2 separate regions of the Homo sapiens genome follow, and region 1 is linked to region 2. Evidence: read pairs that join two places in POLR2A ChIA-PET (ENCODE). Cell type or tissue: GM12878. All regions are shown on one strand.

What was found. ChIA-PET counts read pairs that join two places held together with the same protein. Peaks named below come from ENCODE experiments on the same cell type or tissue, not always from the same donor. Only the 100,000 strongest peaks of a DNase experiment are listed, where the experiment ranks them.
Region 1: POLR2A ChIA-PET joins it to region 2 with 6 read pairs; 5 of 35 experiments call an interaction of 5 or more read pairs at or near these places.

The regions. Positions count from the first base shown.
Region 1 is chr2:62,078,141-62,083,140 of GRCh38, reverse strand. All of the region lies in intron 2 of COMMD1 (copper metabolism domain containing 1), which reads right to left. Among named protein-coding and RNA genes, the nearest start is that of B3GNT2, 120 kb to the left of the region's middle. In GM12878, no CTCF peak of the experiment used is centred here; no DNase peak of the experiment used is centred here.
Region 2 is chr2:62,146,193-62,151,192 of GRCh38, reverse strand. It overlaps the pseudogene RPSAP26. Among named protein-coding and RNA genes, the nearest start is that of B3GNT2, 47 kb to the left of the region's middle. RefSeq lists an enhancer at 563-642. In GM12878, no CTCF peak of the experiment used is centred here; no DNase peak of the experiment used is centred here; H3K27ac peaks cover 4,812 bases.

The sequences.
Region 1 (5,000 bases), 68 kb after region 2:
ACTACTGGCATGTGCCAGCACACCTAGCTAATTTTTAAATTTTTTGTAGAGATGGGGTCTCAGTATGTTGCCCAGGCTGGTCTCAAACTCCTGGGCTCAAGCCATTTTCCTGCCTCAGCCTCTCAAAGTGCTGGAATAACAGGTGTGAGCCACTGTGCCTGGCCAAATTTAACAAAGATGTCTCCTAAAAATGAGAGATGCTAAAAAGGGGAATTGGATAGCTGATATCAAGGAAGGGAAGGAAACTTGTTTTTTTACTGTATATGGTTTTCTAATTGTTGATTTTTTTACATGTGCATATATGTTACCTATTTAAAAAGCTAAAGCTTAAAACCAACCAATCTATGTTCAAAATCAAAACAAAAAAATTCTTCTGCCTCAGCCTCCTGAGTAGCTGGGACTACAGGCACGTGCCACCACGCTCAGCTAATTTTTGTATTTTTAGTAGAGACGATGTTTCACCATGTTGGTCAGGCTGGTCTTGAACTCCTGACCTTGTGATCCGCCTGCCTCGGCCTCCCAAAGTGCTGGGATTACAGGTGTGAGCCACCGCACCCGGCCAAGACAGCCTAAAATTTTAAAACTGTTTTGGTTACAAAGCTGGACAGGAATAGAAAGTGAAGAAATGAAAGCTTCCAACGTCGCTGGGAGAGCTAGTCACTGCCCACAGACCATGGGGTGCGTCATCTAAGGGAAAGACAGAGGTGTGGGGGACAACCTGGCTCCAGGTCCTCCAGCAGCTCCTACTTCCTGCTAGTGCCAGGATTACCACTTGAGTGTTCTAAGGTCTCCCTGCTTCAAATTAACAGAGATTAAAAGGATACAGAAATAATGCAGTATGAGAACATTTACGAGATTCTGGTTCAGGTATCAGCAAAGTATGTATGCATTTAGAACTGGAAAAAGTCTATGTTCTGTTGTTCAGCATCACAGAGACATAAAAAATTCAGCATCACAAATCAGAAATGTATACAAGCTTTTGTAATTTGGTCACTTTTCAGGTGAGAGAGGTCCTATATCTAATTCCTAACCCTCCATCCAGTGATAAATGTCAAACTAATGGATACAAGGTTAATTCTGTGGTCCAACGATAAATGTAGTATATATATTTCAATGACATTTTCTAACTACCAAAAAAGGGAAATTAGATTCCCGACTTACACTCTGTACAAATTCCTAGTAGGTTACAAATTTAATGTTAATGCCAAAACAAACATAAAAACCCAAAACAGAATGGTTTTAGAGATCTAAAAAAAGCAGGAAACCTCAAATAAAAGCATAAGATTGACATATTTGAATATATACAAATTGAAATTTTTTCTGAAGAAAAAAATCATTAACAAAGTAAAAAAAGCAATCAACTACAATACATAATAGATTTTAAATTCCTGTAATTCAAAAAGCTTTTATAAATCGATAAGGAAATCATAAATCATCCGAGAGAAAAAGGAGGTACAGGATGTGCACAGGCAATTACTAAGAGGAAATCTAGATAGCTAGTAGACATGACAACAGACTCAACCTCACTGGTGGACAAGGAAATGTAGAGTAAAGCAACAAGGGATATCATTTAAAAAAAAAATCTAGATTGGGCCAGGCACGGTGGCTCACACCTGTAATCCCAGCACTTTGGGAGGCTGAGGCAGGCAGATCACCTGAGGTCGGGAGTTCAAGACCAACCTGACAACATGGAGAAACCCCGTCTCTACTAAAAATACAAAATTAGCCGGGTGTGGTGGCACATTCCTGTAATCCTAGCTATTTGGGAGGCTGAGGCAGGAGAATTGCTTGAACCCGGGAGGCGGAGGTTGCAGTGAGCCGAGATCACGCCATTGCACTCCAGCCTGGGCAACACAGTGAGACTCTGTCTCAAAAAAAAAAAAAAAATCTAGATTGAGAAAAACTAGAGGGTAACATTCAGGGATGGTAGAGATGTAGACAAAGGAAAAATCTGATATGTTGCTGGCAGAAGTGTGAACTATTACAACCTTCTGAAAAGTGATCCAGCAGTAGCTATTAAAATTAATGCATGTATACCTTTTGCAACAGAAATCCTAATCCTAAAATCAAAAAACAAAAGCACCAGTATCTAAGGGTATATATACATATAGAATTTTTTTTTTCTGGTTTGTAGTAGCAAAAACACCAATAAAAACAACAAAGTAGAAACATCTTAAATGTCATTAACAGAACCTTCCCCAGAATATGGAATAAGTATTATGCAGCTATTAAAAAAGAAACAATGTTATATTTGTATCTGTTGAGCCAGAGAGTTGGCCATGATCTATTCAGTAAAGCAACTTGCCTGAGTAATATATATAATATAGCCAATTTTGGTAAAAAAAAAAAAAAAAATTCCAACTATCATCCAGAACTCCATAAGTATGATTATGTTTGTATTTGCAGGAGAAATGATGTCAAAGAATACTAATATTGGTAGAAATGGGGATCTCTTATTTAAGTTTTGTATATTTTTGTATTTTTCAGTAGTTTTATCAGTAGCAGTCTTTTGTAATTTTTGAAAAGGAGCTTGACAAATAAAATTTACTTGAGAGTTCTTTATCCCATTTAGTGACTGTTTAAAGAGAATTGGGACTATGAACTCCTGTTTCTCTGCTGGAAGTCAATTACATTCAACAACTCCCCCAGTGATTTCTCCCCTGACCACAACATGGCCCAAATGTACATCTCAGGCACCAACGAACAAACACCAAGTATACAGAACAGATAATGTTATCCACTTACTCAAAGTATACTTATTTTCAGCCAACTCTACTGGGTACTAGGAACAGGGCAGTGAATAAGGCAGGCACATTGCCAGTATTCATCTCTTTTTTTATTTTTTATTTTTGTAGAGACAGGGTCTCCCTATGTTGTCCAAGCTGGTCTCAACCTCTTGGGCTCAAATCATTCTCCTGCCTTAGCCTCCCAAAGTACTGGGATTACAGGCATGAGCCACTACTCCTGGCCCAAGTCTTCATCTTCATTCTGGTTTTCTTTGTGGACATTCTTCGGAAGCATATTGTTTATATGATTCTTACCATAGGTAGGTACAAGAGCAAGTCACACAGAATGCCAGTCATTACTACAGGAGGAAATCTGAGGTGCAAAACTATTTACATTTTCCAGGAAGTATAATTCTTTGGGTGCTAACTTTTGGAAAGATTATATCCAGACCTTTTGGAAAGATTATATTCAGAGATAATACTTTCCAGTGCTTCACAGTCCACCTCTCCCTATTTATTTAAATGCTACATAAAAGCCTTATTATACCAATTCTTAGTGAATTTCCAGTTCAATCCATTTTTTTTCTGTTGACATCTGACAGACACCAGCAGAGAGAATTTTGCCTTGAGCTTGGAAAGATGTTGTTTAAAGTGATGTCTCCAGGAATAAAGTCTGAAGGAAAAATGGTTTGTTTCTAAGTACGTACTATGTCCATTAACTATGCTACCCAAAAAAACACAAAAAATGTAAACCCAAAATAAACTTCTAACACCTCTCCAACCATCTGAATGGACTTCCTTCTCAGCCAGGGTGTCAGAGGTGTTCAAACCAGAGCAACTCCATCTTGAGTGAGGGCAAGGAAAATGAGGCTGGGACTTGCTGGGCTGCCTTCCCAGCATCTAGCCTCTAGATGTTTCCGGTGAAGGGAACAGATTGATAATATTTACTAAACAGACCCAGACTTGGGACTGTCCTAATATCCCAATATATGGAGAGCAAAGGCATTCCTAATTTTGCTTTAAAGATAATAATATTGATTCTTGCAAAATACAGTAATTAAGAACGAATGCTTGTAGCAGAGCACATCCCCCCATGATCTTTTTATCCTGTATATAAACAAGCACTGTACCCAGGGTGGATGCTTTCCTTCTCTTTCAGGAACGCCCTACTGTGTCTATGGAGTAGCTGTACTTTCACTACTTTGCTTTCTTAATAAACCTGCTTTTACTTTGCGCTGTGGACTCACCCTGAATTCTTTCTTGCACAAGATCTGAGAACCCTCTCTTGGGGTCTGGTTCGGGACCCCTTTCCTGTAACAAGGGCACTTTTAAAATTTAACGTGAAAGACTGGTTTAGGACATGATGGGAGGTGGGGGTCAGACATGCCTCATTATACCTCTCTGATATTAACATCAACACAGACTTTAAGCCTGAAAAGAAACATTTTACAACCTATTCTCTCTAAAGCCTACCACCTGAAGGCTTCCTCTGCAAATAAAAACTTTGGTCACCACAATTCTTTTTTTTTTTTTTTTCTGAGATGGAGTCTCACTCTGTTGCCCAGGCTGGAGTGCAGTGGCGCAATCTTGGCTCACTGCAACCTCCGCCTCCCGGGTTCACGCCATTCTCCTGCCTCAGCCTACCGAGTGGCTGGGATTACAGGCATGTGCCACCATGCCCGGCTACTTTTATTTTATTTTTTAATTTTTAATAGAGATAGAGTTTCACCATGCTGGCCACGCTGGTCTCAAACTCCTGACCTTGTGATCCACCCACCTCGGCCTCCCAAAGTGCTCGGATTACAAGCATGAGCCACCGTGCCTGGCCCCACCATTTTTTCTTTTCTTTTTTTTTTTTTTTTGAGACGGAGTCTCGCTCTGTAGCCCAGGCTAGAGTGCAGTGGCGCGATTTCAGCTCACTGCAAGCTCCACCTCCTGGGTTCACGCCATTCTCCTGCCTCAGCCTCCCGAGTGGCTGGGATTACAGGCATGTGCCACCATGCCCGGCTAATTTTTTTTATTTTTAATAGAGACAGAGTTTCACCATGCTGGCCAGGCTGGTCTCGAACTCTTGACCTCATGATCTACCCACCTCGGCCTCCCAAAGTGCTGGGATTACAGGCATGAGCTACCGTGCCCGGCTCCACCTTTTTTTTTTTTTTTTTTTTTTTTTTTGCATTGGTGTGATCTCCGCTCACTGCAAGCTCCGCTTCCTGGGTTCACGCCATTCTCCTGCCTCAGCCTCCCGAGTAGCAGGGACTACAGGTGCCTGCC
Region 2 (5,000 bases):
GAGGTTTGTACTATAGTGCCATGGCCACTAAGCTCCCTTCCCCATGGCTGAACTCCAAGTTAAACTGTTTAGAGAGGCTGCACAAATCTGTTATCCTGTGCACTCTGGGTTGGTTACAATATGATGCAGCAGTCACCAACCTCTAGGATTCTGTGTGTTCTTCAACAACTAATTGGAAGACAGTTTTGTTAGGAACTGTTTTACGATGGGCTTCTATAACTTTTGTGAATGTCAGGCATGGTGCTGGGTGCTTTGGATACATTCATTATCTCTAATTCTCTCAAAGACCCACCAGAGGAGGTCACTGATACCTAGAGAGTTACTCACCAGGATCACAAGGCTACCAAACCAGTGTTAGATAAACTTAGACACATTAAAATTTTAAAAAGGTTTGAGACCGCGATTCATGAATTGGACATTGCCAAACCACAATTTGATTCGTTGAAGTGGAAGTCCCTAGTTAGAGGCTAGTTGGTGGTTTCTGATTGGTAGTTTCTAGTTAGAGGTTAGCAGGTTTTGACTGGTTATGCTTAAGTTTTGTTTTCCTAGGCCACTTTGAGTTGGGTTTTGATTTGCTTAGAAAGGAACCTAAGGCACTAGAGAAGTCTGAGTCTAATGGCCTCTCATTTATTTATTTATTATTTATTTATTTTTGAGATCGAGTTTTGCTCTGTCACCCAGGCTGGAGTGCAGTGGCGTGATCTCGGCTCACTGCACCTCCGCCTCTCGGGCTCCAGCAATTTGCCTGCCTCAACCTCCCGAGTAGCTGGGATTACAGGCGCCCACCACCATGCCCAGCTAATTTTTTTATTTGTAGTGGAGATGGGGTTTTGTCATGTTGGCCAGGCTGGTCTCAAACTCCTGAGCTCAAGTGATCGGTGTGCCTCAGCCTCCCAAAGTGCTGGGATTACAGGCGTGATCCACTGTGCCCGGCCTTAATTATTTACTTTATTACCAGGTAATTTTTAATTGTGCCTGTCTGACTTGGATACAACTAAACAAGCCAAGAACAGTGCTTCTCAAACTGTGAGTAAGGTTGATTTTTAACATTTCCAATTCATCACAGACTGGTAATTTTGTAAAATATAAAACAAAGTAAAATACATGCAAAATACAAGCTCAAACTTATTACATTTAATAGACATACTCTGTGAATTTGCTGTAAATGTTTCTGAACACTTACCCTGAAGGTTTGTACTGATCTTATCACAGAATGGCAGTAGAACAGAGCAGTGGCTCTTAGTCATGAAGGCACAGCTGAATCATATCCAGAGCTTTTCCTAACTACATGTGCCTGCCTTTCACCCAGACTCTGATTCAGCAGGCCTGGTGTTTAGTAGATACTCCCTGGGGGATTCTGATGTCCATCCCTGGTTAAGAACTACTCACTGCTCTAAGATGTTACCAAAGCCATTTTCTATCTTGGTGCCATTCAGAGAATCAAAGTCCCCTTTCAGAATTCACTAAAACCAGTAAAGGATGAGGGATGGGGGTGGCAAAACTACCAAGGAATTGAAAGATGCAAGAGTTGTCCTCTATAACATCTGCATTACTACCTGATGCTATTTCAATCTTTTCAACTTAAAAATTTTGGTGTTTGGTTCAAGGACGGAATCTCTGAGCAGCAAATTAGAAGCAGTCAAAATTGCATTTAGCAAATAATCACTCCCATCTAAGATAACACCTATGTTTCCTCCTACACAGCCCTGCCTTTGTAAAAACTGGCCACCTCCTGCATCTGCATTTGAGGGATTCTGGGAATTGTCCACACCCCAGAAAAATGGTGCATCCTTAACTTATCCCAGAGGATAGCCCGCTGGTGGGGCAGCCAGTCATTTTCAGAAGAAACAGCCTGGGAAGAGAAACCACTCCACCTTTTGAGATCAGGGCCAATGTGACAGGTAGGGAGATGAGGGATAAGCCTCACAGGAAGACTCCATAGAAACCTCAGTGAGAATAAGAAGTGCTGATGAATTCCCTCCAGAAAAATAATCCAGTGACCTCAGTGTCCCAAAGGAGATGAGGACCAATAGGATGCTTGTGAAAAAAATCACAAATAGGCAGACTGAGCCAAAATGCAATTTATTTTCTTCACTACTCCTAGTAATTAGTTTTTATTTATATCACTGGTGTGTGTGTGTGTGTGTGTGTGTGTGTGTGTTCAACTGACACTACCACAGTGTTAAATCGGTAATAGGGTTTGATGTACACAATGTATACTCTTTTCTCTCAGTCCCAGTCCTTGAAAGGTATTTTCATATAGCAAGTGCTCAATAACATTTGAGAATATTCCTCCCACTTCACTCTCTAAAATAGATTGAAAACTTCTTGATGGACAATTGTTTCCAGGCTACATCAAGGGCTGCAACAAATCAACAGAAAAATACCAAAAGAAAAACAGGGCCAGGCGTGGTAGCTCACACCTATAATCCCAGCACTTTGGGAGGCCAGGGCAGGCAGATCACCTGAGGTCAGGAGTTCGAGACCAGCTTAGCCTAGTAAAGATGGTGAAACCCTGTCTCTACTAAAAATACAAAAAATTAGCCGGGTGTGGTGGTACATGCCTGTAATTCCAGCTACTAGGGAGGCTGAGGCAGAAGAATCGCTTGAACCTGGGAGGTGGAGGTTGCAGTGAGACGGGATGGCGCCACTGTACTCCAGCCTGGGCAACAGAGTGAAACCCCGTCTCTATAAAAGTAACAAAAAATTAGCTGGGCATGGTGGCGCACACCTGTAGCCCCAGCTACTTGCGAGGCTTGGGATAGGAGAATCACCTGAGGTTGAGGCTGCAGTGAGCTGTCATCGCATGCCACTGCCCTCCAGCCTGGGCGATAGAGCGAGACCCTGTCTCAAAAGAAAGAAAGAAAAGAAAACCAGGCAAAAGGCAAAAGACCATTTCATGGAAAGGGAAATAAAAGTAGCAAAGACATAAAAGAAAAACAAAAACGCTCAATCTCACCAATGATTGGGAAAAATGCAAAAATGAGTTTTGACTCATCATACTGGCAAAAATTATGGTATTACCAAGCACTGACAAGGATAATGGGAAATACAGTCATCGTTGCTTAATGACGGGGATACATCCTGAGCAGTGCATCATTAGGCAATTTCATCATTGTGTGAACATCACAGAGTACTTACACAAACCTAGACAGTACAGCCTACTTACATGGTAGAGTTTATGGGCTACAAACCTGTACAGCATGTTGCTGTACTGAATACTGTAGACAACTGTAACACAATGGTATTTGTCTGTCTAAACACAGAAAAGATACAGTAAAAATACGGTGTAAAAGATAAAAAATGGTATACCTGTCTAGGGTATTTATCTGAATGGAGCTTGCAAGACTGGAAGTTTCTCTAGGTGAGTCAGTGTGTGAGATGTCAGTGAATGTGAAGGCCTAGGACATTACTGTACCCTACTGTAGACTTTACACTATACACTTATGCTACACTAAATTAAAAAATTTTTCTTCAATAAATTTAACCTTAGTTCACTGTAATTAACTTTTTGGCTCTCTTTTAATAACACTTATCTGAAAACACAAACACACTGTACAGCTGTATAAAAATATTTTCTTTATAGTCTCATTCTGTAAGCTTTTTTCCTATTAAAATTTTTAAAAATTTATTTACTTTTTAATTTTTTCTTGTCAAAAACCAGGACACAAATACACATTAGCCTAGGTGTACACAGGGTCGGGATCATCAATATCACTGTCTTCCACCTCTACATCTTGTCCCACTGGACGGTCTCCAGGGGCAATACGCGCATAGAGCTGTCATCTCCTATGATAACACTGCCTTCTTCTGGAATCCCTCCTGAAGGACCTGCCTGAGGTTGTTTTACAGTTAACTTTTTTTTTTTTTAGAAACTGATGTTTATTTTCCATCAACCATTTTTCCATGTTGCTTAAGAGCCTATGCAAGAACAGCTTAAGACCAGTCAGTGGTTGCTCCTACCCATTCAGTGGCCTGAGCAGTGGGAGCTGCAGACCAGTCTTCCGTGGCAGGCTGAGCGCTCCCGTCTTCAGTAGGGAATAGGCACAGAGGGCACCTGTACACCTTCAGACCAGTCTGCAACCTCAGGCTGAGTAACAGTGAACTCAGGAGCTGGAGCAGTCCATTCACCCTGAAATTCCTCCTTGGTCACTGCCTTTTCAGCAGCAGCCTGCTCTTCTCTTTCAATCTCTTCAGGATCTCTGTAGAAGTACAGATCAGGCATGACCTCCCATGGGTGTTCACAGGAAATGGTGCCACGCATGCGCAGAACTTCCCGAGCCAGCATCCACCACATCAAACCCACTGAGTGAGCTCCCTTGTTGTTGCATGGGATGGCAATGTCCACATAGTGCAGAGGAGAATCTGTGTTACACAGCGCAATGGTAGGTAGGTTAACATAAGATGCCTCCATGAGAGGCTGGTGGTCAGCCCTGGGGTCAGTAACCACAAGAAGCCGTGGCTCCCGGAAGGCTGCCTGGATCTGGTTAGCGAAGGTTCCAGGAGTGAAGCGGCCAGCAATTGGAGTGGCTCCAGTGGCAGCAGCAAACTTTAGCACGGCCCTCTGGCCAGTATTCCTGGAGGATATAACACTGACATCAGCAGGGTTTTCAATGGCAACAATAGCACGAGCTGCCAGCAGAAGCTTCTCCCAGGTCCTCTTCAGATTTATGATATAGATGCCATCACTTTTCCTTTTATAGATGTACTGTTCCATCTGGAAGTCAAGATTGGTGCCACCTAAGTGAGTTCCTGCTGCAAGGAACTTAAGGACATCCTCCTCCTTCATTTGCAGGACATCAAGGGCTCCGGACATTGTGAAAGTTTCCCTTTAAGTTACGATGGGAATCCAGAACAACGCCGTATGGACCCCTCTGCAGGTAGCGTGGAAAGGACTTTTTTTTTTTTTTAATAAGTAGAGAGTATACTTAAAAGATAAAAAGCACAGTATAGTAAGTACATAAACCAGTAACACACTTATTATCAAGTATTATGTATTG